Regions from separate parts of the Homo sapiens genome. Here region 1 is linked to region 2. A link is an interaction called in ENCODE POLR2A ChIA-PET data of the cell type or tissue named here. Cell type or tissue: OCI-LY7. All regions are shown on one strand. Links, peaks and the distances in the headings refer to the core of each region. The heading gives the core; the rest is flanking DNA.

Evidence for each region. ChIA-PET counts read pairs that join two places held together with the same protein. Peaks named below come from ENCODE experiments on the same cell type or tissue, not always from the same donor. Only the 100,000 strongest peaks of a DNase experiment are listed, where the experiment ranks them.
Region 1: POLR2A ChIA-PET joins it to region 2 with 6 read pairs; 18 of 35 experiments call an interaction of 5 or more read pairs at or near these places.

Annotation. Positions count from the first base shown.
Region 1 is chr13:30,311,392-30,328,062 of GRCh38, forward strand. It overlaps LINC00427 (long intergenic non-protein coding RNA 427), which reads right to left and starts at 8,512. Exons shown (of 2, transcript NR_186618.1): 1 at 8,358-8,512; 2 at 4,979-5,243. LOC124903145 (a long non-coding RNA gene) reads left to right here and starts at 6,352. Exons shown (of 2, transcript XR_007063742.1): 1 at 6,352-7,740. In OCI-LY7, for the core only: no CTCF peak of the experiment used is centred there; a DNase peak (open chromatin) is centred at 6,720.
Region 2 is chr13:30,373,096-30,389,766 of GRCh38, forward strand. LINC00426 (long intergenic non-protein coding RNA 426) reads right to left here and starts at 819. Exons shown (of 5, transcript NR_024464.2): 1 at 688-819. RefSeq lists enhancers at 3,808-3,927, 4,058-4,117. In OCI-LY7, for the core only: CTCF peaks have their summits at 9,718 and 9,992; a DNase peak (open chromatin) is centred at 9,976; H3K4me3 peaks cover 326 bases; H3K27ac peaks cover 2,023 bases.

The DNA of each region.
Region 1 (16,671 bases), core at 3,221-11,220, 64 kb before region 2:
CTTGGGAGGTAATTCCTTAAGTCGCTGTTGCTGTGGAAGGAATTCAGTATGTAAGTAGCACTGAATTCCAACGTTCAGGCCCTCTTACCGTAAAGATCTAGAGCAGAGTTTTCCTCACTGTGGGTCACAGTCTATTAGTAGGTCATGAAGTCAATGTGATGGGTCTCTTCCGGCTTTGTCATATTTAAAAAGTGATAAGGTAAGGTAGTGTAGGGTAAAGTAGAATGCAATAGAATGCGGTAGAAAATGAAATCCAGAGGGTATGTGCATGGTTAGGGTCAAGTATCGTATGGCAGTTACTGAGCTGTCATCTTTCAGCTTCAAACCTACCCTCTGTCCTCTGCTTTGTGTTGGTGGGGCTAGAATTGTGCAAACCACATTTCTCCTCTGTCATCTGGGTGGAGAGGCTGGGGCAGCACAGCAGGACCAGAGGAAGAGCACAAGGCTGGAGGAGAGGGAAGCAACTTGCTCCTTCCTGACAGCCTGCTATGCTTGGCAGCATCACTCCTGCCACAGACTTTTAGCCTGGTGGCAGTTTTACTTGTCTCCAGCTTCTTATTGTATCTCAACCAGCCTCATCGCATCTCTTCTCCCTCCTCCCCAAAGCATTACCTGCAGCAGCAGCCAGACAGTGTCCCTCTTCAGGAGCCTGTGCCCCAGCTTCAACAGGCCTTTCCTACAAACCCCAACCTCCTCTCCTCCCTTTGATCTCCAGCCCTTCAGGCGGGAGCTGCTTCTTGCAGTTATAACCTATGTATTACTCCAGTGTTCCTTTTTTAATTTTTCAGTCCTTGAACATCTGTCTAATCAATTCCCTGTGCTAAATTCTTGCTCTTAAAATACCTACTTAAAGTTTCTTTTTTCCTGACTGAACCCTGACTAATATGGATTGTTAAGTAAGATGTACTTCCTGCCATAAGTGTCCATCAAAAGGGTTTAAGAAACACTGCTTTAGAGGATTGGGAGTTCTTAAATAGCCAGATGACCTGAGATGCAGCTAAGGGGCCAGTCCTAACATGTAGAGGTACTCTGGATTTCAGGTCCATGAAAAGCAAAGATCCTGTTCCACTATAGCAGTTGTCACTGTTGGACCCCAGTCACAGCCTGACCTGTAGGGATCACTAGCGGTGAGCCTGCAGTTGTCCATCAGAGTATGGCCTGAACCCATATGGAATCTGTCCTCTCTCAGATATGCAGAAATTCAGCTTCTTTACTTGTTACAGTTTTACTCGTTATTAGCAAGTGAGAGGAAGCAGAAAGTTAATGATGAAGAAAGCCGGGAACTACTACCAGAGACCTCATACAGTGAAATGGAACTTGACTGAGTGGAAGAGAAGGATTTAAAAGGTGGATTTTCAAGGTGTCAATTTTCTCTCTCTGATGCTGCCTTTTCTCTCATGTAATCCAAAGAGCTAGTAGACAAGAGGAGGAAATGAAGAACCTTATACTAATACCTAATACCTATGTTTTTGCCTTATCCAGTCAAAATGAGGCTTTTGCTCTATTTTATTCGTGAACTTACTATACTTATGCCTCAGTCTCCCATTAGAAGTGAAACTCACTTAATCACATATTCCTAATAAAAAGAACTGCTCCACATTTCAGGAACTCAAAATATTTCTTATGTATGCCAAGATAAACACAAAACCTCTTGGCAGCGATCTATGAGGATTCTCCTTGCTTGTGATTTTGCATTTCTTTATGCTAATTCAGAAATATGAACAGAAAACCCAGGACTTGAGGCTGTTAAGTGGATTTGTAACACTTGGAGTGTTGTGGGCACATAACTCAATGAATGGATATATAGTCATCTGTGATAGCTGGAGGAATAGTATTTTCATTGAGCACTGCAGTAAGTCATTGCAGATACTCTGCTAGATACTAAGACATTAGCAACACTTTTTTCACCTAACTGTTTTAGGACCTTGCATTTGGTAGAAGAATACATAACTCAAAGTGAATTACTCAGGCAAATGTTGGCAAGAGTTACTTCGTTTGTGCCATGCAGAGAATCTTCTAGTGAATTGAAAAGCATGTCATCCTCTGATTTACCCACTGAAGCATGTTACAATGTAGGTGGCATGTCACAGAGGAAGAGCAGCTTGTGATCAGGTTTTCTATTCATAGAAGACAGCGTTGTGCCAGGCAACCCCAACCACAGAACATTTCAAGTATGAATGAAAAAGGAGCAGTACAGCTGGGATCCCGTTTCCCCTTCTAAGGAGATGCAAGCCCTCTCCAGGGCCCCTCCCATGTCTGAAATCCTTTCTTTTCCTATTTTTCTTAAGTCTGTTCTACTTCCACTATAGAGAATTGAGAGTGATGAGTTTTGGAGGAAAATTCCATTTCCTTTCTTCCCTCCTGTTTCTCATGCATTTGAGGTCATCTTTGTGATTTATGTGCATAAATGATACAAAATCATAAACGTTGGCTTACATGAATCGTTCCTAAATGGTTAACTATTCAAGCAAACTGTTCATCATCTGATTCTCCCTGATATTCTCTCCTTATGTTCGCTGGTCTGCCTCACTCCTTTCTCAAGTCTCACCTCAATTTTCACATTTCCAAAAAAATCATCACTGACAATAAAGGATTCTAACAGCACTTACTCAACCTCATCTTGATCCCTTTTTCCCAAATTACTGGTTACCTGTTCTTACTGTCTGAAAGTGAAGTTAAGATGAAATAAAGTAAGTATGGCAATTACATAAGATTTGGAAGAACCATATGTTTCTTCCTTCTCGATCTGTTCCAGGATTTACACCTTCATGACAGAAAAGCATTTTAGTTTTTTTTAATTTAAAACACAAAAAAGAATTATAGAGAGTTGCATAACAAAAAAGAAACCCTGGTACTCACCACATCCTGATTTTGATGTTATTTTTGGATTCATGTTCTTTTACTATTATTACATATCTGTATATTACAGGCATTACATAATATCATTTTGCATATTTTCAAGCTTTCTATAAATGTTGTTATACTATGCTTTCTTGAGGTTGCCTTTTTTTATTCAACAATATATTTCTGAGATTTATACATTAATAGATTTAGTTCACTCATTTTAATTGCCGTAACCATATAATACCATTCATCTGTTTCCTTTGATGACTAGTTTATTTCTATCCTTCACTAATACCAAAGGTTGTACAATAAACATTCTTGAATATTTCCATGTACGTATGTGTGAAAGGTTTTGGAGAGTTTATCCAAGAAGTAGAATGATAGATAGCAAAGGGTTCATCTTCAGTTTTCCTAGATTTCATCAATGTTCCCTAAAGTAACTGTATTCATGTACTGTCAGAACAGCAATGTAAGAGAATTCCCACTTCATCATATCTTGGAATTATCTGACATTTCTATTTTTGCTGCTCTGATGAGTGTGAATGTATGAAAGCGTATTTGGGTTTGATGTAGGTGTCACTGTATGAGGGTTGTCAAGTCAGGAATGTAAGGCTGAAGCTAAGGAAGCAGAGGAAGTCAAATATAAATTAGGCTGCATGTTGGTTATCTATTGCTGCATAACAAATTACCACAAACTTGCTCAAAACAATGCATATTTACTTCACAGTTTCTGTGGGTCAGGAATCCAGTCACAGCTTAGTGACTTCTCTGCTCTAGGATGTCTCATGAGGCTGCAGTCAAGGTTGTCATCCAGGGCTGGGATCTCTTTTGAAGGCTTGACATGGGAAGGATCTGCTTCCAGGCTCTCATGGTGGTTGCCAGAATTCAGTTCCTTGCAGGTTGTTGGACTGAGGGCCTCAGTTACTGTCCTGTTACTGTCCTGTGCTCTGATGTTCTCTATCCTATTTCATTTACATTTAATTCATGAACTACTAGTAGGTGTAGCAAACACAGCCTGCAGGATGCAGTGCAGAGTACATGGTGACCTGGCCTGCTCTCTCTTCCTTGTTTTCTGCCTCCTTATGCTCCCAGACCTCTGTGCCTACACATGTCCTCCTTCTGCCTATACCCACCTTCCCCTACTGTACCTGTCACCTTCCCAGCTCCTCTTTGCCCCTCAAGAATCAGCTCAGGCATTGCCTCTGGAACCCATTGCCTGACCCCAGTCTTCTTTCCATGTGCCCCATAGAACCCTGTGCCCCCACCATCACAGCACTTACTCTGAATTGAATCATCTGTTCACTTCTCTGTTTTCCCACTAGACAAGTTCCTTAAGAATGGGGAGTAGGTCTCTACAGTTTCGTATCCCCAGCCCTAGCATAGTGCCTGACATAAAGTCAAAACCTAATAGATGTTTCTTATATGAACAAATGAATGAATGTCATAGAGATTAAGAATAGAGAAAGAAGTTCCTGATAACATTTATTGAAGATCTATTATACATAGAGCACTGTGCTGGAGAGAATTATGAAAAAAATAGTGGAACTTGACAGTGCTAAATGAAAAAAAATAGGTATAAAATGACCTGTACTTATAAATGAGGATTCTTTATATCTGCAACTAAGTACCATCAGATGTCTCACTGACAGTGGATTGAATGATGAAAGTGAGATTTAAAGAACCCATTTCTTTCATCTTTTTTCTTTTTTTTTTTTTTTTTTTTTTTTGAGACAGAGTCTCACTCTGTCGCCCAGGCTGGAGTGCAGTGGCGCGATCTCGGCTCACTGCAACCTCCGCCTCCCGGGTTCACGCCATTCTCCTGCCTCAGCCTCCTGAGTAGCTGGGACTACAGGCGCCTGCCACCATGCCCTGCTAATTTTTTTGTATTTTTAATAGAGATGGGGTTTCACCGTATTAGCCAGGATGGTCTCGATCTCCTGACCTTGTGATCCGCCCGCCTCAGACTCCCAAAGCGCTGGGATTACAGACGTGAGCCACCGCGCCCGGCCTTTTTTTCTTAACTGATTCCCTATTTTCATCTCTTACGAGAGAAACCTCAGGCATTGCTCTTCTAACCCAGGTCTGCTCTCAAACAGAGAGACCCAGTGTTGAGCAAAAGAAAAGGGCTGTTCAAGTGATTTTTAATCAAGTACCCCACATGACTAATTCAGGTCCTCCAAAATAGTCCCAGGGAGCCAAAATGAGGTAATATGACATGTTGTGGACTTGAAGGGTGGTTAAGGACACATACAGCCACTGCTTCAGATGCCGCTGTGAGGCAGAAAATTCAGGAATGCAGTAGAGGAGGGGAATGTGAACCCAGAATGCACTCAGTGTCTCTCCTTCAGACGCTTTTTTGACCCTCGGAAGCCTGGTCTGCTCAGGTCAATTCTGCAACCCTGGATGTTGAATTAGTGAATAAACAAACTAGGTCAAAAACAAATGCAGACTATATTAAAAAGAATAAGATATGTTCTCCTTGTTTTGGGCTTAATTTAAAATCCTAAGAGCAGGATAACAGCATCATAAATAACATGACCTCTCTCAAACTACTGCCTTCTCCTACTAGTTATAATAATAGCAACAGCTTATATTTGTATCTATTTTTATAGTCTGTGAGACGCTTTATCTTTTTTCAGCTTATTTGAGCTCAGAGCAGCCTTGTAAAATAGGTACAAGTATTATACCCATTTTGTAGGTGAGGAAACTGAGGTTCACAGAGGTTAAACAACTGTGGATCACACAGCAACTGACTAGGACTGTTTGGGATTCTAAGGTATAATAGTGCCAATTTGTTGAAAGGGAATAGCAACAAAAAAACTTGGACTCTAACCCCAAGTCTGCCAGCTATTAAGGTGTATGATCTTGGACATGTCGTTTACCTTTTTTTTTTAAAAAAAAAAAAAAGACAGGGTCTCACTCTGTCACCCAGTTTGGAGCGCAGTGGTACGATCATAGCTCACTGCATCCTTGAACTCCTGGGCTCAAGCGATCCTTCTGCCTCAGCCTCTTGAATAGCTGGGACTACATAGATGTGTGCCAACCACACCTGGCTAATTTTTTAAATTTATTGTAGAGACGGGTCTTGCTGTGTTGCCCAGACTGGTCTTGAACTCCTAGGCTCAAGGGATCCTCCCAAAGTGCTGGGATTACAGGCATGAGCCACCAGGTTTGGCCCCATTCAACCTTCTGACCTTCATTTACTCACTTATAAAAAATGTACATAATCGGCCGGGCGCGGTAGCTCACGCCTGTAATCCCAGCACTTTGGGAGGCCGAGGCGGGCGGATCACAAGGTCAGGAGATTAAGACCATCCTGGCTAATATGGTGAAACACTGTCTCTACTAAAAGTACAAAAAAATTAGCTGGGTGTGGTGGCACATGCCTGTAGTCCCAGCTACTCGGGAGGCTGAGGCAGGAGAATCACTTGAACCCAGGAGGTGGAGGTTGTAGTGAGCCGAGATCGGGCCACTGCATTCCAGCCTGGTGACAGGGCAAGACTCCATCTCAAAAAAAAAAAAAAATGTACATAATCATACCTTCCCTCTCTGCCTCACAGGGTGCCTATGAGGACAAAAAAGGTGGTATATGTGAAAGTGCTTCATAACTGAGCTGGTAATCCATAGATGTCTGGTATTAGCAATGTTTTCTAATAAAATAATAAGAGTAATACTCGTTATAACCTCTTTGCTTTGACAGTGCCTTTCATTGCAGCCATTCAGTAATTTTGCAGCTTATTATCACCTGTATAACACCCCTGTTGCTACCATGTCTAAAGGTGCACAAGCAGCCAGCCAGTGAGGGAAGGGGAAGGTCTTTCTTCTCAGCATGTCTTTAGAGCAGTGATTCTCTAAGTTGTAGCACACTGGAATCCCCTGGGGAGCTTCACACATGCAGGTGTCTAGGTCCCACCCTGGCCAATTAAAATTTAATCTGGTGGGGAGGAACTGGGCACCAGTATTTTTTTAAAGTTTCCCAAGTGATTCTAATATGCAGCCAAGGTTGGCAACCACTGCTCTTTGGACTATTTGTACATCTCAGTGGCTGCTGAAAGTGATCACAGTTTTAAAAGAACACAGCTTGTGGTTCTGGAAAAATCCATCTGCTTTTTCCAGAAATGTAGTACGTAAGTCAAATAGGTCTGAGGTCACTTGGGAGAGAAATCCAAGAGTTGGACTGAGAGCTCAAACCACAAAGATTCTAAATGCCACCATCACTTAGATAGCTGCCCTTTTTCCTGAACTGCCACTGTTGACAGATAAGATGGTGCACACAGCGAGAATCTGAGCAGCACAGAGCCCCCCATCCCCATCACTGTTCCTCCACTAAGCTCCCCTTGAAAACATTCCACAGGACTTCCTATTCACGGTGATTAGAAAAGTGAATACCTCCTATTTTAAAAGAAAAAAATCTCAGAGGATAAGCACGTAGCCGACGAGTGGCCAATTCTGTAATTTTCCCCATGGATAATAAGGAAATAATCATACATTATTTAATAATGTATTTTTCCATTGAATTCCAATGTGTCTACAAATTATACATGTTTTATATGATGTTTCACTTTAGGGTTAAGCCAAATAAGCATACATTTATTTTATAAATATAAATATATTATCTATTAAAATAGTTTCTAGTAAAAACATAGGTTTAGCTATTTGACTCAAATTTCTTAAAGAAGCCATAGTTAGAAGAAAATATCCACTAGAGTATACTAGACTTTATGTCTTCGCAGGAGAAGTAACACTTCCTCATCTGTTTACCTCTCAACTCCCTTCTCCAACTAGAAATGAAGACACAAGATAATAAAAGGATTTGACTTTTCAGTATCCCTTTCGAACTGGGCACCACCCAGAAGAAAGATTCTGTTAACTACTCCCTTTAGAAATTATCTCAAGGTGAGTTGCATGTCTCATTTGATCACTTCTTTTACAAGACTGGAAACAATTTGTATGGAGTAAACTCCTGTTACCAGACCTGGAGGCTTAAATAATGAAGAGGTTTATCTCTCATCTGAGAAGAGTTTATAGTCCGCAGCAATAGCCTGGAGACAAATACACCTCTGGGATCCCACAAAGGCGGTAATTAGGCAGCATTTTATTGTGATGCAGTGAGTGTGCAAAGGACAGAGCTGGACTACTCTTAGGAACAAAATTGGCTTCCTGGAGAGCCGACAGAAGAAATCTGGCAACCTAAAAATATTTAAAGAGCTTACGACCCCCAAGGGAGAATTTCCAGCTATTAAAGTAGAAAAGATTAAACATTTGCTGGGCTTGAAAAGGAGATTTTTAATGGAAACACTCAGGAAAATACAGTTTAGATAGAGAATCTTAAAAAAAAAAAAAAGATCAGACCTGTCATATACAGAGCAATCAAATGGGAGACTTTATATTTTCTTCGTAATGACATAAGAAAAAGGATCTAAAAATAGATCCTACCGATAATGAACTCTTCCTTCTCCTGCGTTTATTAGAATATAACACCTTCATTACAGAGAGGACATGTTCCTACTCACCATCTCACAGGCATAAATCTTGACATGGTCTTCACACCCTTTTCCTCTGGCCCCTAATTACAATTCTGCTATTTATTTCTCAACACAGCCTACATTTCGTGTGTTTCTCGTATGAATGAGTTGCAGTGTGTGCTGTGGTTAAGCTGGTGGGCACCAGGCCCAGCTCCCTCAAGTTTGGCTTTCTGACCTTGCCAATGACTTCACCCTTTGTGCCTTAGTTTCCGTGGCTATAGAATGGGGATAATAATAGCACCAGTCTCTGTGTGTTGTCAGGAGGATTAAGGCACAGCATAGCACTGAGGAAAGTGCACAACACTCAGTAAAAACACAATAAATGTTCATCATTATTGTCACTACTCTGCATTCCCTTAGTGCCTATAAAAATAGCATATTTTTAAAATAAAAAAAACAAGATACATGGTCTAACAAAAGATTGTTTTCAGATTCATGGATTTATGTGGAAAGTCTCAAGACATTTAGTTATACATTAAGGTATCTTTTTTATTACTGTAATTACTTAACAATCCTAAAATCCAAGAAGTATTCCACAGCATGGTCCCTGACCTTCAAGCAGTTTATATTCCACTTGAGAGACAGAACATATGCCCATGAACTATTAAACACAAATCCAAAGCAGTTCATGATTATGTATAAAACGAGTAGTTCAGAAGGTGAGAACTAGAAAAATGGGGAGAGGGAATTCTGAGGGAATCAAGTCTCCATTGTGTGCATGAAGTTGATAGAGAACTTCATTTGGACCATGAAATAAAGGTAAGGAAAATGAAGGGATTTTCCAGCAGGCAGGAAGACATGAAGGTAAGAGCAAGTCAACAGAGCCGTTCATCTGCCGCAGGTGATTTGCCTCTGAAATTAGGTGACATCGGTGGATGAGGCACAGGTTATGCAGTTGAGGGGTTCAAATGCCAGAGGGAAGATTCTGACTTCACCCTGAGAGTCTCTGAAGTTTTGTTAGTTGGAAAGTGGCATAAACACAGATGCAATATAGGTTTATATGGGGAGAGACAGGAGTCAAGGAGAAACGCTGATGGTTTTTAATAATAATCTAGGTATAACTCAGACGGGGCCTACCAGGGTGGGGACATTGGGAACATAAAGGAAGTGACAGACAGCCGTGAAAGCATGACAAAGACTCATCCCCTTCGCTCCATTCTCACAGCCCAAATCCTCCCAGAGCAGCCTTTGCTATCTGAGCACACCAAGCCAAGTTCAGGAGCACCAGATGCCAGATGCACCTCCAAGGTTTTCCAAGGTCCTTGTGGACAGTCTCATCCTGATTTCCATTTACTCCCACTTGCCTTTCTATCATGTGTACCCGATAGATTCCAAAAATAGAAAATCATATGTCTCCCTCCTTCTAAAAGCATGTAGTATTTTCCAGTTGTGTAGGCTTTCTAAAAATATTTTTACTCATATTGATGAATAATTTTAAATTAATAAGTCATTAGTAATTTAGTAGTTTTAAAAGTTAGACTGGTGTACACTTTAAATGGGTGCAACTTATTGTACCTAAATCAGTCCTCAGTAAAGTTCATGAGAAAAATAAATAGGTTTAATGGTTGAGGATACAGAGAGGTGGCAATTATTTGAAAGTCAAGTTAAAGAAGCTCAATTAGCCAGTTACCTTTGTCCCCAGGCATTAACTACTGTGGTTTGGAAGTTCATGTGTCATTTGTTATATGCGTGATAACATATACTGTGTCACGGGATTGTTTCTTATGCAAGATTAACAAAATGTGATACCCAGAACAACCAAGTTCTATCTCTATGAGGACGGGGACTTGAAACTACATTTAACTGCATTTACTTGGCACCTCATTGGAGTAGCCTTGGATAGTAGCTCAAAGTGATGATTAGTCTAGATAACCTCTTAAAATGCCTTTCAACTCAGCAAGTAACATATGGATTAGTGTTCTCTAATCCATATGTTTAGAGTTTAATAATGGAGATAGCAGCACGTAGAGAAATGTGATTCAAAGAGTGGTCTCCGGATTGGCAGCCTGGGCGTCACCTGGGAGCCTGTGTTAGACATTCTTGAGCTTCACCTGCCTCCTCCCAAATCAGTGGGGATGGGGCTAGGAATCTAGCAATTGTGTTTTATATCGGCAACGGGGAAGCTCTGTGTGTGTGCACGCCTGTGTGTGAGCCGTAGTCCACATCGGGTGGGAAGCAGAAACATAATGAAGAGTCACATGGCTAAAAATAAGATAGATTTAGTTGATTTTTATAGTAATAGGTATGGAATATTCCTCTAATTATTTTTAGATTTTAGACTTACTATTTCCAGTCAAAATTCAACATCAGTTAAATATATACCATAAGTACTATCTTACAGTAATTCCCAGGAAAGGAAGAAAGAAGATAAAGAGAAGGTAGTGAAAAAGAGTGGGAAGAATTAATTTAATTCACATATTGGTCTAAGCACTCAGAAACAAATATGTTGCTATATGATTAGTACTGCTGTCATTTGGGGGAGCGAGAGTACCCTTTAAATTAAAAATGGTTCCAACAGACTTATCTACTTTTTTTTTTTTTTCTTTTTGAGACGGAGTCTCTCCCTGATACCCAGGCTGGAATGCAGTGGGGCAATCTCAGCTCACTGCAACCTCCGCCTCCCAGGTTCAAGCAGTTCTCCCTGCCTCAGCCTCCCGAGTAGCTGGGATTATAGGCGCTTGCCACCATGCCCAGTTAATTTTTGTATTTTTAGTAGAGGTGGGGTTTCACCATGTTGGCCAGGCTGGTCTTGAACTCCTGACCTCAGGTGATCCTCCCACCTTGGCCTCTCAAAGTGCTTGGATAACAGGCGTGAGCCACCACGCCCAGCCCTTATCTACATTTTTTTTAAGCACACATATTTCTGAGATGCTTTTGTTCCTGGAATCTAATCCCAGCAGTTAGTCTAACCTCCCACACATTGCAGGAACCCCTCCCTGGTCATCGTCTCTGGATGGAGTCACACAGCCTCTGCTTCGGCATCTGTCTTGTATGCTGCCTTACAAACCTTACAGCTGCCCTCACGCTTTGCACCTGTGAATGTGGACTCTCCTTCTTCGGGTGCCTTGCTCTGCATGGTTCAGTGCCTTCGCTGTGCTCTTCTACCTGAAATCTCCTGCCTCTACTTGTCTACCAGGAAAACCCTAACCGACCACCAAGCCTCAGCTCAAATGCTGTGTCCTATGGAAGTTCCTCTAGGCAGATTTAGTGGCTGCTTCTGCTGGACCTCCCATAGACACACACACACCTTTGTCCACACATCCATTATAACCACTATCTTTTCTCATTGCATATGCTTATTATGTTCAAATTCATCTCCCCACTAGACTAAGTCCCTTGAGGCCAGGAATGATGTCTTACCTTTGCATTCTCAGCAGCTAGTCTATTGCCCAGTAATAAAGTATTACTTAATGAATACATCAAATGAATGTATGAATAAATGATACCTAAACAAAGTTCTACAGGAGCCTAGAAATGGGAGCTATAACCGGTGACTGGCCACACTGAAGAAGCAGCATTTGACCTTGTATTGAAGAACAAGTTTGATTTTGCTTGGCAGAAAAAAAAAAAGGAGAGGACTATAAGCAGAAGAATAACAAGAACAAAGGCATAGGAGTGGGCAAATCCGTGGTCTTCTCAGAGAGCACCTCATGTTACAGGTCCAGTGGAAGACAGACATGAAAGAGGAAGTTTGGACCAGAATAATGTATGTGCTAAGGAGCTGTGGGCCTTATTCTGGACATAATAAAGAACCATGAAAAAATTTTGAATAGGGAAAAGTCATGACCAGATACATGACTTGATTGGAGGTTGGTTAGAAGGAAATTGCTATGATCTGGGCAATTGAAGTAAGTGAAAGCCTGATAGAGTTGCAGCAGCAGTAGGAGGAGGGAAACCAAGTAAATTTGAGAAGCATTTTGGAAATAGGATCAAGATGACTTGGCAACCAATTGAATATGGGAAGTGAGGAACCAGTGAAGCTGAAGCTTGGCCAAGCTTTCTGACCTGGCAACTGAGTGAACACTCAGACAACACCACCTACAACTATATCGTCTTTACAGGCAGATTGGAAGCTCTGAGAGAGTAAGGCCCTTGCTCTTGGTGTATCCTCTACATCTCTTGTAGCTCCTAACACTGACCGTGCATTCAGAGGTTCCTAGTAAACATTTGTTGAAAGAATTGATGATGTTTCTTATACTCACCAAATATGTCAAAAAGGAAAATATAATACAATGTCTTTTCTTCAGAGACATTTTCAAATTCTCAGCATGTTTTTCCACCACAAATGAATTCACAACTATCTCATTCAACTTGTACATCCACAAAAGTGACCCATTGTTGCACAAACTGAAATCTCCTTTAAGATTGTGTGTGTGCTGGGGAGGACAGTCAAACGGTTGGTATTTTTACTTTTTTTTTTTTTTTTTTTGGAGAGAGGGCTATGATATTTTTGGTCCTCTGAAAATGAATCCAAAACAATAAAACAAGCTGAATGTTTTCCTCTAGTGGAAAGAAAGAAAGCAAACCTACTACAGGTAAATTGAAATCTTCAAACAGACCCATAACACACTGCTGAGACATTCTTGAGATGATGGCTTTAGTTAGACTGGGGCCACACATCTTTACATTTCTTCATTCACCTGGCAGGACTAATGAGATTTTATGGCGGGCAAGCTGTTTATCCCTTGGGTGACATTGGCAAGCACATCTATATCTTTATCAATCAAGGGTTTTCTGCACTGCAACTCCCACCCCCAACCTAAAGATTGCCCCAGCCTGGATCACAACATTTACAACACGTAAGAACCTCATTCCTTTTCATCAACACTCCACCCATCACTTTCTGTTACCTAGATCTAATCATGTGTGTCCTAACATCACATTGCTCCATAACAAGGGGCAGGAAGAAGAAATGAATAAAAGGAAAAGAAAAAAAGGTTTCGATGGTACCTGCAAGTTGATGCAGAGCTGACAGCTCCATGGCTAGAATATTATATTTGCCCAATAGAACAATAGGTCTGCTGGCAAGCTGTTACCTACAGTACTGTATCTGCTGAACAGGTGGAAAAAGCTCTCTTCCCCTCTGCAGTGGTTTAGGAACATGAGGAGGTGACCACCACTCCAGTTTGGAAACAAGGATTTGGTTCCCCTTTGTAGCTTTCATATTGCCTGAATTCACCTGCAATGTCTATTTTCAGTACTTAATAAATACTCATATACACATGAACATACAAACTCACATATTTAACAATTGCCATCATAAACTCTCAGGATGATGTATCCATTCTACCTTTGCAACCTGGAAAATGTCCCCAGATCTCAGACCAAGGAGATACTGGGGAAATGGCTCTGCAAAAATCCAGGAACAGGTTTTGGTTCTGGTTCTCCCATAGAATATATCTATAACACCTGGACAGAATGCTTGGTGCAGCTGCTTGAGAACTCTTGAAAAAGTAAACAGTAGCAGGTAGATTGTGGGAGAAAACCAGAATTCAAAAGTATCACCAATTGACTGTGGATTTACCATGTTTACCCTCTGTATTCCCTGGACAGGACTCAAGGCAGCCTTTGTGACAGGGAGGGTTCCAGCATAAACCTTCTAGTTCAGACTCAAGGTGAGAGAAGAGTCTTCTGGCAGTGGCAGCCACAGCATGGAAGGCCCACAGCACAGAATATGCTGTCGAAGCGGGACCTTCCTCTTCAGTCAAAGGAATCATGGTCCCAAGACCATGCTTTTTCTTTTCTCTGGGCTCCCACCACTTGGTCCTGGACAGGGCAGAGTCACAGTGAGTGCACAGAAGAGCAGGGTGATAAGGCTCCAGTTTTCTGGATGGATAGCCAAAAAGGTGAATCCTGGGAAACTGGAAAGTGCCAGGGAGATGGTAGAGAGAAAGGAGCTTGGGAAAACGAACCCAGACAGTTATTTGCTGGCTTGTGGGCACACCCTTGAGCTGTGCATTCTTGGATTTGATCACAAACATCATAACAGAGACTTTGAGAACTGAATTAACAGCTACATCGCTATCTAGGTCCCATCCTGACCATGAAATAATAGGCACCCAGGAGAAACGTGAACAGGACCACAGTGACTTTGAAAATAGAACTGACATTGCAACCACAACCACAGAAAGCTGATCAGAACTTGCAGTCTAAACCAATTGTGTCAATTGCCTGCTAAAAAAACATAAGTAAATGAACAAACCTGTACAGATTGAAACAAGACCTAGTGTCTCATAATATAATATTCAAAATGCTCATGATATGCTTCAAAACTAGTCGCCATGTGAACCAGGAAAATCTCAACTCATGAGAGAAAAGACAATCAATGGATGTCAATATGAAGAAAACACAAATGTGATAGTTATTTGACAAGAAATTAAAGCGACTTTTATAAAAGTGCTCTAAGAAGTAAGAACCAACACTCTAGAAAGCTTTAGCAAAGAGAATAAAGATTGAGAAAAGTAAAAATTAAAAAAAAAATTAAAAACCACCCAGAACTTCAGGGTCCTGTGAAACAATTCCCCAAAAGCCTAATATTTGTGTCATCAGAGCTCCAAAAGGACAGGAAAAAGTGTGGTACAGAAAAATACTCAAAAAATAAAGACTGGAAACTTCCCAAATTTGGCAAAAAGCACAAACCTATAGAAATTCAGTGAACTCCAAACAGGACAAACCCAGAGGAACCTATGCCCAAACATTCTAATGAAACTGCTAAGAACTAAAACCAGCCCCGAAAATATTAAAACAGTCAGAGAAAACCAACACACTATTTATAGAGGAACAATTAAATGACTGTGGAATTCTCATCTAAAACAATTGGAGGCAAGATGATAAAATGCTGAAAGAAAAAAAATTGTCACCCTAGAATTCTATATTCTAAGAAAATATCCTTCAGGAATGAAGGTGGAATAAGAACATTATCAGATACATGAAAAATAAGAGAATTTTTGGCAGCAGTCGTGCTGTAGAAGAATTACTAAAGAAAGATCTACAGACAGTTACCTCGTGTGAAAGAAACTAGACTCAAAAGGTTATGTACTGTAATGATTTCATTTATATAGCAATTTCAAAAATAAAAATTTGGCAACAGAGAATAGATCAGTGGTTGCTAGGGTTCGGGGTGGGATGAGGGTGTGATTAAAATGGGACAGCATGAAGACATTTTGGTGTGATGAAGCTGTTCTGCAACCTGATTCTCTACACTCATTAAAAGGCGTAGAATTCTACACACACCCAAGGTCAATCTTGCTGCATGTTAATTTTTTTTAGGCCAATAAACAAGAGATGTTCCTCTCTAAGAACCTTCTAGTCTAAATAATACTGAATAATACTTCACCACCTTCCTTGGACACCTGCTTGTGAAGGTCATTGACAAGGCCAATGCCCGGTTGTTTCTGCTGCCCTTGAGTGTGCAGCTCACAGCTGAATTTACCCTCCCCACCTGCCCCACTGCCAGTTCAAGCTCAGAAAATATCACACGTTTGAGCTGAACAATGAATAAGAAGTCAGGAGGCATTTTGTGGGACTGCCCTCTTCTACAAAATCTATAAAGCTCACCTCCCTTCGCCCCTCCTGAGAAACAAGATAAGAAAAAAAACCATTGAACTTATGAAGATCAGGACTTATATATCTAGGTGTCACCTCATCATTGGAGCACCCACTTCTGTGTTTCCTTCCTAGCTGCTGCACCCCAAAATGTGCAGCAAAGCCCCAGCAGGCCCTGGAGCCCCTACCTGCTGCACTACCCTACCACTCCACTGATGTCTAGAGTATTTCTCTTGCAGCAGATATCCTTTTGGTCAAAGTAATAATTGTCCTTTTGTATCAGGTGGTTGGTATTCTTATTTTCGCCTTTGGCAGACCCATAGGAGGAAAAGAGAATCGCATGTTTGCAGGAGAAGGGATAAAATAAAAATAAGACCTTAGGCATTGCTCTAATACTGCAGTTCTGCATTGTTTAAAAACCGTGTTTGTGGCTGGGCGCGGTGGCTCATGCCTGTAATCCCCGCACTTTGGGAGGCCAAGGCGGGAGGATCATGAGGTCAGGAGATCGAGACCATCCTGGCTAACATGATGAAACCCCATCTTTACTCAAAATACACAAAAAATTAGCCAGGCATGGTGGCAGGCACCTGTAGTCACAGCTACTCAGGAGGCTGAGGCAGGAGAATGGCATGAACCTGGGAGGCTGGAGCTTGCAGTGAGCCGAGATCACGCCTCTCCAGCCTGGGCAACAGAGAGAGACTCCATCTCAAAAAAAAAAGCAAAACTGTGTTTGTGTGACTCTTTCCCCCTTAAGGCA
Region 2 (16,671 bases), core at 5,828-13,827:
GCACTCCAGCCGGGGCAACAGAGCGAGATTCCATCTCAAAAAAAAAAAAAATGCTGTAGATGAGTTTTAGTTTATCCGGGTCCTTTGTAATTAATCTCTGCATTCATCATAATTGGAAGAAAAGCTCAAAGTAAGAAAATAGCTTTCCTCCAAGTTTATTGCAATCAGAGAAAAATACAATTTAAATGTTTTTGTTTCCCATTTCTGTTCCTTACATGCATTGTCTAGAGTGGTTCCTGGTCTATAAGCCAGTGGGTTGAGATACCTGACCAGACCACCTTTTCAACCCAGTTCTTTCTCCTCTTTGTATTTCTCCCATACAATACAGTATTGAATATTTCATAACCTATGGGTGTATGTTTTTGGCAATGTGGCTAAGTCAGGCAGCATTGAGGACTGTCCTGGTGACAGTCCGGTGCAGCCCTCACCCAGGCTCCCACATTCACACCCCTCCACTCTCCAGTGGGCTGTGTAAGTTAACGGCAAATAAATGGCCCAGAATGGCTTCCTGTTAGAGAAAAAAAGGGACAAAGACTTCTGCCCTTAAAACTCTGGTAACAAAAGTAATCTAGTGGAAATCAACATTACTAGGAATATCCTATGATTTTGGTGGTGTTGAGTTCAAAGACAGCATGGCCGAATTGTGACCATCCACCCAGTCACATGAGGCAAAAACCCAGGCCCTACCTGTGTCCTGACCTCCAGCTTCCTCCCCACGGCCAGTTGGTTAGAACGTGTAGGGAGTGTACCTCTCCCAGCCGTGGAATCCCCTCACCATCTTCACCCCTTCCCCACCTTCAAAGACTTTCATGGCCGAGTGTGGTCTGACCACACTTGATCCAAAGCCCTTCCTCTGAGCTCTCAGCTCCACGTCACAACCTCGTGACCACGTGCCTCTCACTGTCATGTGCTTAGATATGTGTGTGTGTGTCCACCTCACCACACACTGTGAGATCCTTGAGGGCACGTTGTCTCTTTCATTTCTGTGTCTCCAGTGCCTAAAATGGAAAGTGCTCACTTACTAAATAAATATACAATATAAAAAATAATTTTTATCCCTTGTCCCATTTGAGATGGAAAATGAGTAAAGTTTACAAGTATTAATATAGTCAGCATCCCACTAAGACCACACAGACACTGAGATGAGCAGAGGATGCTGAGGAGCAAATGCAAAATAAACTATGAGAACTGTGACAGCTTCCAGTGCTCTTCATTATAAATATCAGCAATTGCTAATATCCAATAACATGTCACACACTCTACATTAAATCATCACAAGTCTCTAAGGCAGGTGTTAGTTTTCTCTTTGTACAGCCCAAGAAGCTGAGACAAGAGTCACACAACCAGCCAATAGAGAGAAAAGATTCAAACCCGGAGACCTTCTGTCTCTAATCCCACCCTCCTCCCACTGTCTCCTGCTGCCTCTCTGTTTCAAAGCTTGGCTCTGAGACTATGAGCACTGCCAAAATTTTACAACAGTTTGCGTATGTCATGGTCTGCAAAAGCTGTGGATGGCACTGTGGTGGCAGCCTCAATAGAAGGCTGAGACTACTTACCAGAGGGAGGATTTCCTGAGCTCCGATCACACCTGCTCTTTGTTCTCTCTCTGTCTGTCTCTCTGTGTGTGTCTCTCTCTCTCTCTCTCTCTCTCTCTCTCTCTCTCTCTCTCTCTCTCAATACAGACAGGGTCTCACTCTATTGCTCATGCTGGAGTGCAGTGGCGTGATCATAGCTCACTGCAGCCTCAAAGTCCTGGGCTCAAGTGATCCTCCTGCTTCAGTCTCCTGAGTAGCTGGGACTACAGGCATGCACCACCAGGCCTGGCTAATTTATTTATTTTTATTTTAATTTTGTAGAGACAAGGTCTCGTCCCTTCCCCAGACTGATCTCGAACCCCTGGGCTCAGGAGATCCTCCCACCTCGGCCTCCCAAAGTGCTGGGATTACAGATGTGAGCCACCACTCCTGGCCCACACCTACTCTTTATCCTCAACCCACACCCCCAGGCTCAAACTCAAAAGGAAGGAGCAAACCCTAGAAGCTGCGTAAAACACACCTTGACCTAAAATGTGCTCATGACCAGGCAACTTGACTACATATTCTCCTCGACCTACGGTGGAGTGACATCCCTATAAAAGCCATTGTAAATTGAAAATATTGAAAGTCTAAAATGCTTTGAATACACCTAACCTATCGAATATCAGAGCTCAGCCTCGCCTCCCTTAAACGTGCTCAGAACACTTACATTAGCTTACAGTGGGCAACATAATGTAACACAGGCCTATCTATGTTATAATACAGTGTTGAGTATCTCATGTGATTTATTGAATACTGTACTGAATGTGAAACAGAATGGTTGTCCGGGTACTCACCATTAGCTGACACAGCTGAACGCACACTGCGCCTGAAGAGCGTTTGAAGCATTGAACTAAAATTAATTGCTGGGTGATGGGGATGCTACAACGACAGGGTCATCAATTTCTCTCTCTTCTGCTGAGGCTGGAGAACCACGGGTAGAAGGCGCTGGAGCATCAACGCTTGATGGTTTGGCAGGCGTAGTGCTCTTCCTTCAGGAAGGCATCAGGTGTCCGTGGTTTACCCTTCTGATGGCAGGGCTGCCTGGGTGCTTTGGCTCACAGCCATGCCCAGCATCAGGAGAGTGTCATACAGCATATCCCTTGCCTGTGGGATAAAGGCCAGTCTTCAGAATCCGAAGTGCACTTTTTGTTTTTTTTTTTTGAGACGGAGTCTCACTCTGTTGCCCAGGCTGGAGTGCAGTGGCATGATCTTGGCTCACTGCAACCTCCACCTCCCAGGTTCAAGCGATTCTCCTGCCTCAGCCTCCTGAGTAGCTGGGACTACATGCGTGTGCCACCATGCCTGGCTAATTTTTGTATTTGTAGTAGAGACGGGGTTTCACTGTGTTAGCCAGGATGGTCTCAATCTCCTGACCTCATGATCCACCCTTCTCGGCCTCCCAAAGTGCTGGGATTGCAGGCGTGAGCCACCGCGCCCAGCCCTGAAGTGCACTTTCTGCTAAATGCCTGTCACTGTCATACCATCCTAAAGTTTAAGCTGGAACTCTCTATGCTTGCACCTGTTGCCTGAAGGGTGTATTAGAAATAATAGTTTCCTCCAACCCCTCCCCACCTCATTTGTGGAAGAATCTCATGTCTCCCTCCTAGAAATGGATTCAGCCTGAGATTCTCAAGACCAAGGTGGCATCCCAGGGTTCCAGGCTCTGGAGACAAGGATGTGGAGGGAAGGGGGTTAGGGGGAGGTCACTCTGGGAAAACACATGTAACCTAGATCCCCAGTGAGCTAAGTGAGACTGACTCCTAGATGGAAATAGCCCCAGCGGACTTGTCACTGCAAGAATTCTGGTCTCCCTGGATACCTAGCATGCTCAAGAGCCCACTTGAAACACTGAAACACTTCAGCATACTGTATGTGCTCAGGGGAGTGGCTGAGACTAGCAGGTTGAGGAAGGAAAAGGAAGAGGGCCTTCTATGTGCCAAGTCCTAGAGCTCAGGCACCATACCAGGAGCCAACATGAAAAATAGTCTGCAGCAGACATTGCTCTCACCTCACACAAAACCACTCCAACCTCCTAGCAAGATTTCCTGTGCACCAAAGCCTGAAACACCAAAGACCTCTTCCTCCAAAGTCCCTTGCACTAGGGTTTCCCCAGAGTAATCTTCCAGGTCGATTATAATAATAATAGCAGCTTACCCAGGTAGATGCTCTAGTGCATGGTATAGCCTGAGCATTTTAAGTGGCCACCACAGTGCCCCTCTGGAAGCACAGAGGTGGAGGTGCTTCGGACCTTCTCCAGCAGGGATGACAGTGGCACTATGTCTAGTCAATCTCTAACCTCAGGGGCAGTCAGCAGCATCAGCACAGCTTCCTGGTTCAGCAGCTTTCCGGCCTGCAGCACAGGCAATGTGGTTTTTGAGTTCACAGTGGAAGCAGCAGATACAGCAGCTACCTGACTAAGCCAGTTTTGCAGTGTGGTTCTGAGACTGTACCTGGACCTAGACCCACTCTGTAGCCTCCCTCTCCAGCCCTTGACATCATTCTATAGCCCAGTGGTTCTCCAAGGGTGGGCTCTGGACCAGCAGCACCTGGGAACTTGTTAGAAATGCAAATTCTTGGGCCCCACCCCAGACCTGCTGAATCAGAAACTCTGGGGGCGGGACCTGGTAGGCTTGACTTTAGCAAGCCTTCTAGGTGATTCTGCTATGCCCTTAAGTTTAGGGACCTCTGCTGAAAGTCATCCACCTCTAATAAATCCATTTCTACTATAACTAGAGTGGATCCTGCTGTCTGCAGATTCATCCTGACTGAATCACAGTCGCTGTCCTCATGTTGTCCATAAGGAAGACAATAAATAATGACAAAGCAGCATGTCATTCTGGGGGAAGAAAAGAACAGGGTCACCTTACCCAGCCAAGAATGGTGACCTCCCAACTATTTTTATAATCTAGCCTTCGCAACAATTTTGAACATGCACCCTCAATAGTTATATTTATTTCTAAATTTTATATATACTCTATTAAACATTTAAAAATTATAAATAGAAACCTAAAAGATGAGATTTTTTTAAATGAATATAAATTAACGTTCTAATACTTTCTTCCTGAATCTCTAAGGATTGATTTGGCACTTTAGCAATCACTGCTCTAGAATGTCAGGATAACCTTTTGGCAAAAGTAACAGCAGAATCAAAGGAATTAAAAGGAGGGTGCAGGATATTTTTGTAGAACTTAGGCAAGGAAGCATCACGAGGTGACAATGACAATAATAATGATAATGACAATGATGATAATGATGATAATTTCTTATTTTTGAGCAACTAACATGATCACTTAGCCTTAAAAGCAACCATGTGAGGTAGGACTATTATTCCTACTTTTCAGATTGGGAAACTGAGGGCCAATAGTCTCCTATCTGGTAAGTGGCAGAGCAGGGTTTTGAAACCAAAATCTGGGTTTTTCCATTGCCGGTTTTGGGCTTGGACTACTGCATGGTTGGAAGAGCCATCTGCTGAGACAGAGAATTCAGAAAGAAGAGCGGGTTTGGAGAGAAGATGGTAGGTTTTGTTTTGATGTTTGAGGTGCCCCCGACGTATTCTGGTGAAGCTATCAAATACACAACTTAACATATGAAGCTGCAGAACCCAAGCCTGGCTGCAGAAAAGGGTTGGATATCTTTAACTTCTTAGCCCAAGTTGAAAATACTTATTTTGTTGTGAGCACCATGATGAAAAGGAGCAAGGGCCAGGTGCAGTGACTCATGCCTGTAATCTCAGAGCTTTGGGAGGATGAGGCAGGAGGATTGTCTGAGCCCAGGAGTTTGAGGCTGCAGTAGCTATGATTGTGCCACTACATTCTGCTACTTTGAACTTTTCTTCCAAAAAATTAGGATGAATGCAGAAATTACAAAGGACCCAGATAAATTTAGTAAGCCTGGGCAACAGAGCAAGTCCCTGTCTCAAAATAAATAAATAATTCTAAAATCTTTTAAAAAGAAAAAAGAAAGGAGCAAGTGGAGAGGGAAAGTAGAAGAGACAATGGGGGTGGGGGTGGGGTGGGACACTGGATAATGAATGGAGCGAGCTTCTCCATCAGCTACGTGGGGACAAAATTGTGAGCACTGCTGGGATTGTTAGCTTTGGCCAGGAGGAGGGACAGAAATCACACAGCCCTGGGCTTGAATGCCAGCTCCATCTCCTTCTAGCTACAAAACCATGGAAAAGATAATGAAGTAATGAACCTTGTTGCCTCTGTTTCCTCTTCTGTAAAATGAGAATAATAATATCTCTCCATCTGATAGAAATGTTATGCTGATTAAATGAGAAATGGTGTGAAGTGCATATCTGTGTTTGGCCCATAGAAATAACTCAATATTTGTTAACTATAATTAGCTAACTGTCATTATAACTGGTATTGTTCTCTGAGCTAGGAACCAAGCAGGTAAGGATTAGTGCAAATGGAGGTGACCTTATAGCAGAGGAGCATAAGAGCTCAAAAGAATCGTTAGCTGATGACTTTAACTTTTGGGCCAAGGCAGGGGCAAAGTCAAGAACTAAGAATGAGAGGAGCAAAGGCAGGGTAGGGGCTTGAGGAGAAGGCACAAATCCTTAAGAACCACACAGGGGATTAAGACAGGAAATGAGTTAGGTTTACCCAAAAGGACCTCCAAGTAGCAATAACAGCATTAATCAATATGCTGTCTACAAAGCACACTCAAAAGAGCAAAGTTAGAGAATTAACACTTCCTAATTTCAAGACTTACTATGAAGCTACAGTAATCAAGACTGTGTGGTACAGATTGACATAAAGACAGACACAAATATCAATGGAACAGAATTAAAAGTCCAGAAATATACTCATACACATAGGAGAAACTGATATGACAAAGAGATAAAAGCAATTCATCAGTGAAGGAACAGTCTTTTTCAACAAATGGTGCTGAAACTATTGAACATCCATATGCAAAAAAAAAAAAAAGAACTTTGATTCATACCTTGTACCATATACAAAAATTAACTCAAAATAGACCACAGACCTAAATGTAAAACTGAAAACTGTAACATTTTTATAGAAAACATAGGAGAAAATCTTGGTGTTATTGGGTTAGACCAGGATTTCTTAGAAACGACCCCAAAAGCACAAGCAATAAAAGAAAGATTGATAACTTGACTTCATCGAAATTAAAAACTTCTGCCCTTTGAATGACACTATCAAGAGAATGAAAACACAAGCCATAGGCTGGAGAAAATATTTGCAAAGTATGTATGTGATAAAGGTCTTGTATCCAGAATACATACTGACCTCTCAAAACTCTGTTAGACAATAAATAATCCAATGAAAACAATAAGTAAAAGCATTGAGCAGATACTTCATTAAAAAACATGCATGGATAGCAATGATGCTCAACATCATTAGGGAAATGCAAATTAGCATCGCAAGGATGTGCCACTACACATCTATTTGAATGACTAAAGTCAGAACGACCAGTTACCAAGTATTGGCAAGGATGAAGAAGAGCTGGAACTCTCATACACAGCTGGGGGTCATGCAAAATGATATAGCCATTTTGGAAAAGTTCGATTCTTAAAAAATTAAACATACACCCGGCCGGGCGTGGTGGCTCTTGCCTGTAATTCCTGCACTTTGAGAGGCTGAGGCAGGCGGATCACCTGAGGTCAGGAGTTTGAGACCAGCCTGGCCAACATGGCAAAACCCCACCTCTACCAAAAAAAAAAAAATACAAAAATTAGCCAGGTGTGGTGGTGCACACCTGTAGTACCAGCTACTCAGGAGGCTGAGGCAGGAGAATCACTTGAACCCAGGAGGCGGAGGTGGCAGTGAGCCAAGATCGAGCCACTGCACTCCAGCCTGGGTGAAAGAATGAGACTCTATCTAAAAAAAATAAGATAAAAAGTTAAACATACACCTACCACATGATCCAGCCATTTCACTTCTAGTTATTTTTTCAAAAGGAAAAAAAAACCATATGTTCATACAATGAAAGACTTGTACATGAATGCTTTTAATAACTTATTCACAATCTCACAAAACCATAAGAAGCCTTTAAGGGGTGCCTTCATAAGTATATGTGATGATGGACAGGCGAGCCCCAAAACTGGGGCTTAGCCCGGGCTTTGCCCAGGAAAGAATTCAAGGGTGAGCTGCCATGTTAGACAGCAATCTTGTACTGAACAGTACTGCTCCTTGCAGAGCAGGGCTAACTCATAGACAGTGCATCTAGAGTTGGCAAGAAATGAGCTGTTGGCAACTGTATTTCTACCCCCTTATACCAACTTTCAATTACAAGCAAATTAAGGGACAGTTAAAGCAAATTGAGAGGCGGGTTATTTAGAACTTTCTAGGAAAGGGACGGGAACTTCTAGGTCATTGTCATGGCATTTGTAAACTGTCATGACATTGGTGTGAGTGTCTTATGCTAATGAGCAATGATGACAGCTAGGGATGGCTTTTGTTGTCATTTGCTGGTTCCCGCTGGTTTCTTCACTTTTTCCTGCCTGAGACTGGGAAATAAATCCTGCTGGTCTCCTACCTCAGATGGATAAACTGGGTTTATCTATGCTGTGGAATACTACTCAGCACTGAAAAGGAATGAACTACTGATACACACAACCACCTGGATGAATCTCCAGAGAATTATGCAAGGTAAAGGAGTGCATACTGTACGGTTCCATTTACAAAAGACTCTAGAAATGGCAAATTAATCTACAGGGACCAAAAGCAGTTTCCATGGTGCACTGGGAAATAGGGGAAGGGAGAGAGGAATTACAAAAGTGCATAAGGAAACTTTTGGAGATGATGAACAGATATGTTCATTGTCATTGTGGTGATGGTTTCATGAGCATAGATATATGTCAAAATTGATCGAATTGTACCGCAGACTGGGTGGTTCACACAGCAGACACTTTGAGACGGAATCTCACTCTGTTGCCCAGGCTGGAGTGCAGTGGTGTGATCTTGGCTCACTGCAACCTCCGCCTCCCGGGTTCAAGTGATTCTCCTGCCTCAGCCTCCCAAGCAGCTGGGATTACAGGCACCTCCACCACACACAGCTAATTTTTGTATTTTTAGTAGAGACAGGATTTCACCATGTTGGCCAAGCTTTTCTCCTGACCTCAAGTGATCCACTCACCTCAGCCTCCCAAGGTGTTGCGATTACAGGTGTGAGCCACTGTGCCTAGCCTACAACAGAGGCTTATCACACCACAGTTCTGCAGGCTGAAGTCTGAGACCACGGTGTGGGGAGGGTTAGTTTCTCCTGTGACCTCTCTCCTGGAGTTATAGATGGCCCTGTGTCTTCACATGGTCTTGCCTCTGGAAATGTCTGTGTCCTAATTGCCTCTTCTTATGAGGACACAAGTCAGATTGGATTAAGGCCTGCCTTTATAATCTAATTTTAACTTAATCACCTTTTTAAAGATCCTGTCTCCAAATATATAGTAGTTACAAGCTGAGGTATTAGGGGTTCAGGCTTCAACATATGGATTTCGAAGGGAAACAATTTCGCCCATAACAAGCCGTGTTTTCTGTTTATGTCACAGCACTTACTTACCACACAGTTAATTGAGATGTAGCCGAATTTCCTTAGGATATTCTGGTTTATGTGAATTACGTGACTAATACAAGAGAGATTTTCTTTAACTAGCAATTCTATTAAACTACCAAAAGCTATAGCTGAACACCTTTAAAAACACACATATAAATAGGGCACAGTGGCTCACACCTGTAATGTCAGCACTTTGGGAGGCCGAGGTGGGCAGATCACCTGAGGTCGGGAGTTTGAGACCAGCCTGGCCAACATGGTGAAACCCTGTCTCTACTAAAAATACAAAAAAAAAAAAAATTAGCTGGGTGTGGTGGTGTACACCTATAATCCCAGCTACTTGGGAGCAGGAGAATTGCTTAAACCTGGAGGCAGAGGTTGCAATGAGCTGAGATCACATCACTGCACTCCAGCCTGGGTGACATAGTGAGATTCTGTCTCAAAATAAATAAATAAATAAATAAATAGTTTTAAAAAATAAAAACATAAAAAACACAGATAAATTAAACAGGCAGAAGGCAACATGATTTTGGGAGGGAAGTGGAGGAAAGAATGGGGCTGGAGACATAAAGAAAGGCCTGAAAGTTATTCTTTCATCATAGGCGATAGGAACGGAGAAGAGCTACATATCAAAAAGTAGCTTTCTCTTTATCCTCTGGTCTGGTTTTACCATCAGGCTACTTGGATGGACCCAAATGAGGACATTGTCCAGTCTGGTTGAGGGCCATCTGTTGGTCCCCACTGACCGAGACCTCCCACCCCCACAGGACAATCATTGCTTTGCAACTTAAACAGAAGGCAGGTTTTGGGCGGAGTGCCTTCCTTGCCACGGGACCATACCAGCAGCTGCTGTCTTTGTGAGTGCTTTCCGGTTAGTGCCAAGGGCAGGAAATTTAAGCCAGAGTCAGGCAGGCGGGGCACCAGGTGTGGTGGGAAGCAGGGCTTATCTGACAACCATCTGCATAAGGACCGATGGAGGCCTTTGCAAGCCCCAAGTTGCTACTTCAAACATTAACTTGTGTTTTTATTCAGATAGTCTACTAAAGCTCAATGTGGAATTGGTATGTGCTTTTAAATACCAGAACACTCCTACTGTGCCTGTCATGAAAGCTTCCTGTGTGGGGTGAGACCTTTGGACTTGTATGTGGAATTGGGGAATTTGGGGAAGGAGCAAGCCTCCTCACCTGGGCTGGAGCTGAGCAGTTTGTGAACTGATACTGCAGTAAGACAAACATTATCCTTTTGGCAGGACTTGAACTTACACAAGCAACCAGAGAATTATGACTTTAGGGATTCTTATTTTATTAATCTTTATTATGTTGGCCATTTATTAAATATCTACTATGTGCCAATCACTGTTCTAGGCAGTTAATATACATATGTATGATATATATGTACCATCTCAATCTTAAAGAGTAGATAGTAATATTCTTCATTTTACAATCAAGCAGATGAGGATCAGGGAAATGCCTTGCCCAGGGACACAGAAATCTTCAATAGCAAGGCTCAACTCAGACCTAGATTTGTCTGATTTCAAAGCCTATTCTCCTTTCTCCCACTTCTTGCTTTTCTGAAAGAATGCCCTAAAATATATTTTGGACCTGTACTTGGGTTTTGTTATTTGGCAAGTTATCTTTAGATGTTTATTTAGATGGTAAGTTTCTTAATAGGAAAAGACTGGGTTTTTTCTTGAGACAGAGTCTCACCCTGTCACCCAGGCTGGAATGCAGTGGTGTGATCTCGGCTCACTGCAACCTCTGCCTCCCAGGTTCAAGCGATTCTCCTGCCTCAGCCTCCAGAGTAGCTGGGACTTCAGGCGCCCGTCACCACGCCCAGCTAGTTTTTGTATTTTTAGTAGAGACAGGGTTTCACCACGTTAGCCAGGCTGGTCTCGAACTTCTGACCTCAGATGATCCACCCGCCTTGGCCTCCCAAAGTGCTGGGATTACAGGCGTGAGCCACCACGCCTGGCCAAGATTAGGTCTTTTTCTGGCTTTTTATTAACAGAATATACACATTTTTACATCAAAAGTGTTACTTGAAAGTGTGCACCTGACTTAAGACTATTATAACAGCATCAAGCTCCTGGTTTTGACATATATTGTTATATAAGATGACATCATGGGGAAAGCTGGAGAAAGGGCAAGTGAAGACTGTCTGCAACTTATTTTTGCAACTTCTTGTGCATTCTAAACTATTTATAGCTGGGCACGGTGGCTCATGCCTGTAATCCCAGCACTTTGGGAGGCCGAGGCGGGCGGATCACCTGAGGTCAGGAGTTTGAGACCAACCTGGCCAACATAGTGAAATCCTGTCTCTACTAAAAATACAAAAATTAGCTGGGGGTGGTGGCAAAATAAATAAATAAATAAACAAACAAACAAATAATAAAAGGTTTTTTGTTTGTTTGTTTTTTGAGACAGAGTCTTGCTCTGTCACTCAGGCTGGAGTGCAGTAGCATGATCTTGGTTCACTGCAACCCCTGTCTCCCAGGTTCATGCAATTCTCCTGCCTCAGCCTCCCGAGTAGCTGGGACTACAGGCGTGTGCCACCTCGCCTGGCTAATTTTTGTATTTTTAGTAGAGAAGGGGTTTCACCATGTTGGTCAAGCTGGTCTTGAACTCCTGACCTCAGGTGATCCACCCCTCCTTGGCCTCCCAAAGTGCTGGGATTACAGGCTCGAGCCACTGTGCCCAGCAGAAGTGTTTTTTTAAAGTGTATTTGATGATGATAATAAAGAGCATTGTGACGATATAGAACCAACAGAGTTAGGCAAGTTGAGTCCTGGGTTCTATGGCTGCTTTGCCAATAACTAGCTGTGTGGCTTTTACAGGTCACTTGTCCACCCGAGGCCTAGCAAAGTCAAGGTGGCATCCACATTCCATTGTAGAGTCAAGTTATGATTTCTGTAATTTCAAAAAAATGCATTTTAGACGTCCACTTTAGGATGCAAGAATGAATACACACACCTAATGTAGTTCCTCCCAAAACACACTAAATTTGCAGTATAGAAATTTTCTAAAAGACATATCCTACAAAAATAGGAGGGACAGGAGACAGTAGCAACAAAGGAATAGAAGCTAGGAAGCCTCTATAAGTGATAAATGAGGAAAACACAAATTAACAGGCCTGGAGTTGGTGGTTAATAAAGCTAAGGATAAACTTATTCACTATAGAATCTTCACAAAGCTCAGGTACCTGGTACCTAACAGCACCAGATACCTCTGGAAATGGAGGTTCAAAGAGGGTGGTGGAAACAAGGACTGGGTGGCGACCCCAGAGATACAACGAGATTCCTTCCCTGTCTCTTTGTCACCTGGAAGCTTCTTTGCCTCCACCCCTTCATAGTCTACACATCTCACTCTCTTACGAGTGCAAAACAGAAGTATTTGGACTTGGGAAGCTGAAAGTACCGTGTCAAAACCAAGAAGATTAAATGACTGTATACACAGTGGATGCTGAGTGATGAGACCCCCAGGCCCTCTTCCCCCAGCTTAGCTCCCAGAGCACTGATGGCCAGATCTTAAGCATCCAGGCAGGAGACTAAAATTCTGCTCCAGAGAATCTGACCAGCTCAAGAGAAATCATCAGAAGATACTGAAATTAGGTTTGTTCAACAAATGGTCCAGCCCGCCAGCTGACCCTGCAGTGAAGCTCACAGGCAACAAACCCTGCCTTGAGCTCCAAGCTTCCAGTTAGCTTTTTGGTTCTCAATTCTTTTTCTTGAAGATACAGACAAAACAAACAGAAGAAAAAGACAAACTGGAGTGTATGCAGGGAGAAGAAAACTTCCTCCAAAATAATTAATATCCTCAGAGAGATGACAAAAGATCCATAAAAAAGGAAAGAAAAAAACCCACACAGAGAACAGCAACAGCTAGAAGAGCTCTTGAGAATTAAAAACAGGAGCATACAGATGACAAATTAAATAGAGAGGCTGGAAAATCAAGTTGATGGGAAGTATCCCAGAAGCTAGAGGAAAAAGACAAAGAGCTATAAAATGAAAGAGAAAAGGAGAGGATGAGTCCAGGAGGGCTGACATTAAATAATAGAAGGAGTCTCAGGAAGAGAGAAAAGAGAAATCGAGGGAAACCCATCGACAAAATTCATCAAGAAGTTTGCCCAGAACAGAAGGACGTGAATTTCCAGAATGAAAAGCTCACCAAGTGCCCAAGACAGTAGATGAAAATAGAATCACACCAAGGAACATCAATGAGAAATGTCCAAAAAAAAAAATCCTACGGGTTTTCATAAAGAGAAAATAAGTCAATTAAAAGGATCAGGAAACACACTGACTTCAGACATTTAAAAGCTAATAGAGGCTGGGTGCAGTGGCTCAAGCCTTTACTCCTAACACTTTGGGAGGCCAAGGCGGAGGATCTCTTGAGCCCAGGAGTTCAAGACCAGCTTGGGTAACATAGTGAGACCCTATCTCTACAAAAAAAAAAAAAAAAAAAAAAAAAAAAAGGCTGAGTGTGGTGTTGCATGCCTGTACTTCTGGCTACTCAGGAGGCTGAGGTGGGAGGGTCACTTGAACCCAGGAGGTCAAGGCTGCAGTGGGCCATGATCACACTATTGCACTCCAGCCTGGGTGACAGAGGGAGACCCTGTCTCAAAAAACAAAACAAAACAAAACACATAACAAAACAAACAAAATAAAGAAAGAAAAAGAAAACCAAACAGACAATGGATAGAGGTTCCAATTCTGAGTAGGAGGGCAAACCCACACTCCACCTGGGCTCTCCCAACTGCACTTATAAAAACCTGGACAGAATGTAATCCCAGCATTTTGGGAGGCCAAGGCAAAGGATCACTTGAGATCAGCAGTTTGACACCAGCCTGGGCAACACAGCAAGACCGTGTCTCTATAAACATTTTTAAAATGTTTAAATTAAAAAAAATAAAGGAGGCCGGGCGCGGTGGCTCACGCCTGTAATCCCAGCACTTTGGGAGGCCGAGGCGGGTGGATCATGAGGTCAGGAGATCGAGACCATCCTGGCTAACAAGGTGAAACCCCGTCTCTACTAAAAATACAAAAAAAAATTAGGCGGGCGCGGTGGCGGGCGCCTGTAGTCCCAGCTACTCGGGAGGCTGAGGCAGGAGAATGGCGTGAACCCAGGAAGCGGAGATTGCAGTGAGCGGAGATTGCGCCACTGCAGTCCGCAGTCTGGCCTGGGTGACAGAGCGAGACTCCGTCTCAAAAAAATAAATAAATAAAAAAATAAAGGAAAGTAAACAGTCTTTTATTTATTTATTTATTTATTTTGAGACAGAATCTCACACTGTGAGCCACCGCGCCCGGCGAGTAAATAGTATTTCTGGGAGGTAAATAGTAGCAGGCAGATTGAGGAAAAGGAGAATCCAAAGTGCCACCAAAGCAGCAGTGTGTGTCTCACTTTTTCCTCTGAAATACTCTAGGCCGGCCGGGCACAGTGGCTCATGCCTGTAATCCCAGCACTTTGGGAGGTTGAGGCAGGCAGATCAACTGTGGTTGGGAGTTCAAGACCAGCCTGACCAACATGGTGAAGCCCCATCTCTACTAAAAATACAAAATTATCTGGGCATGGTGGTGCATGCCTGTAATCACAGCTACTCGGGAGGCTGAGGCAGGAGAATCGCTTGAACCTGGGACGCAGAGGTTACAGTGAGCCAAGATCGTGCCATTGCACTCCAGCCTGGGCAACAAGAGTGAAACTCTGTGTCAAAAAAAAATAATAATAATAATAATAACTCTAGGCCTAATTCAAGGCACTATGAAAGAATGGCAGCAATAACCTGAAGTGCCTAAAAAATGGAATATTATTTAGCAATAAAAAGGAACAAATTGGCCATGCACAGTGGCTCACGCCTGTAATCCCAGCACTTTGGGAGGCCAAGGCAGGCACATCACTTGAAGTCAGGAGTTCAAGACCAGCCTGGCCAGCATGGTGAAACCTCATCTCTACTAAAAATACAAAAATTAGCTGGGTGTGGTGCCTGGCGCCTGTAATCCCAGCCACTCAGGAGGCTGAGACAGGAGAATCGCTTGAACCCGGGAGGCAGAGGTTGCAGAGAGCTGAGATTGCATCACTGCATACCAGCCTGGGTGACAAAAGCAAGACTCTGTTGAAGAAGAAGAAGAAAGAAGAAGAAGAAGGAGGAAGAGGAGGAGGAGGAGGAGGAGAAGAAGAGGAGGAAGTCAACCGAGAAACTCAAACAGAGGGATATTCTACAACATAACAAACTGGTTTTCTTCAATAGTGACAAAATAATGAATGACAAGGAAAGACTGGGGAACTGTTGCAGATTGAAGAGACTAAATGCACTATGGGACCCTCACTTGGATCTTGAAACAGAAGAAAGACTTAGAGGGAAAACTGGTGAACTCCAAGTAAACCTGTAGTCTAGTTAGTCATACTCTACCACAGCTGCTTTCTTGGCTTTGACCATTGTGCTATAGTGCTGACATTCTGTAAGATGTAAACCTTAGGGGAAGCCGAGTGAGGGATATATAAACAGCCTGTCTAGTATTTTTACTTTTCCGTAAGTCTAAAGTTATTTCAAAATAAAAAATTTTCCAAAGACACATACTATATTAAAATAAGTCATCTTATATCCTTATTCTAAGGTTTATTCAGTAAACTTCTAAGGTTTATACAGGAATGACGTGGACTTGTAAACGGCCCCAGAGCTCAATCCTATTGGGCAACTGTGAGTTGGTGCCTGGGCCAGCGGCCTGGCTGACGCTTCTTGTTCATTCTTCTGCCTCAGCCAGTAGGTTTGGCTAGAATTCTAAGGCCTTAGACTTTGCCGGACTAGAAAAGGAAAGAGGAAAGGGAAGTAAATCGCCGCAGGGGTCAAACCTGCTTTCCTGTGCTCTTCTGAGCTGCTCTCGGCTCCTGCTCTGCAGAGCTAAAACCTCTAAGGAAGCCACTCTTTTATCATCTCCAAAAGATTACGGGATCATATAGTCTAGGCTGCAACTATACCATCTGCTTATGCCCTCGGAATTTTAAAAACGAGACCCATGTTTACAAATGTGAGCTGACATGTCACATTTGTGGAGAAATAACGAAGTAGCTGCCAGGCGGCAGCAAGATTCTTCATGTTCAGAAGCTCCTCCACGTAAAAGCAGGTTACGTCCTGAAAGATCATTCTTAAGTGCACTGTTTGTTAGTTCAGTTGCCTAGGAAGGGTTTAAGCTTTCAGCCCTCAGATTTCTTTCCACCAAACAGGCATGTTTTCAATTCACGCACATGCTCCTCCTCTGAACTGGTGAATGCACTCTCAGGCATGTTTTCCCCTAACAAATCCATTTTTTTCTACATTGAAAGTTCCGTTGGGACAGATAACATCTGCAAGTATTGTAAGAATCTCCTTAGCAGCTTCACAACCTCCACTCCGCTTTGAAGTCAGGCAAATTCAAAGGCGCCTTATATAGAGGAAATATCCGTGGCTTGAGGCAAACATTTCATCACTCCTAGGCTCGAAGTCTTCAAGCAAACAGCTGGCATTCTCCCGGACAGGGCTGGTAGACTCTGTGGATGTCTTGCCTTCAAGCCATGGCGCTTTAAATCCTTTGGGGTTTGTCTACTGT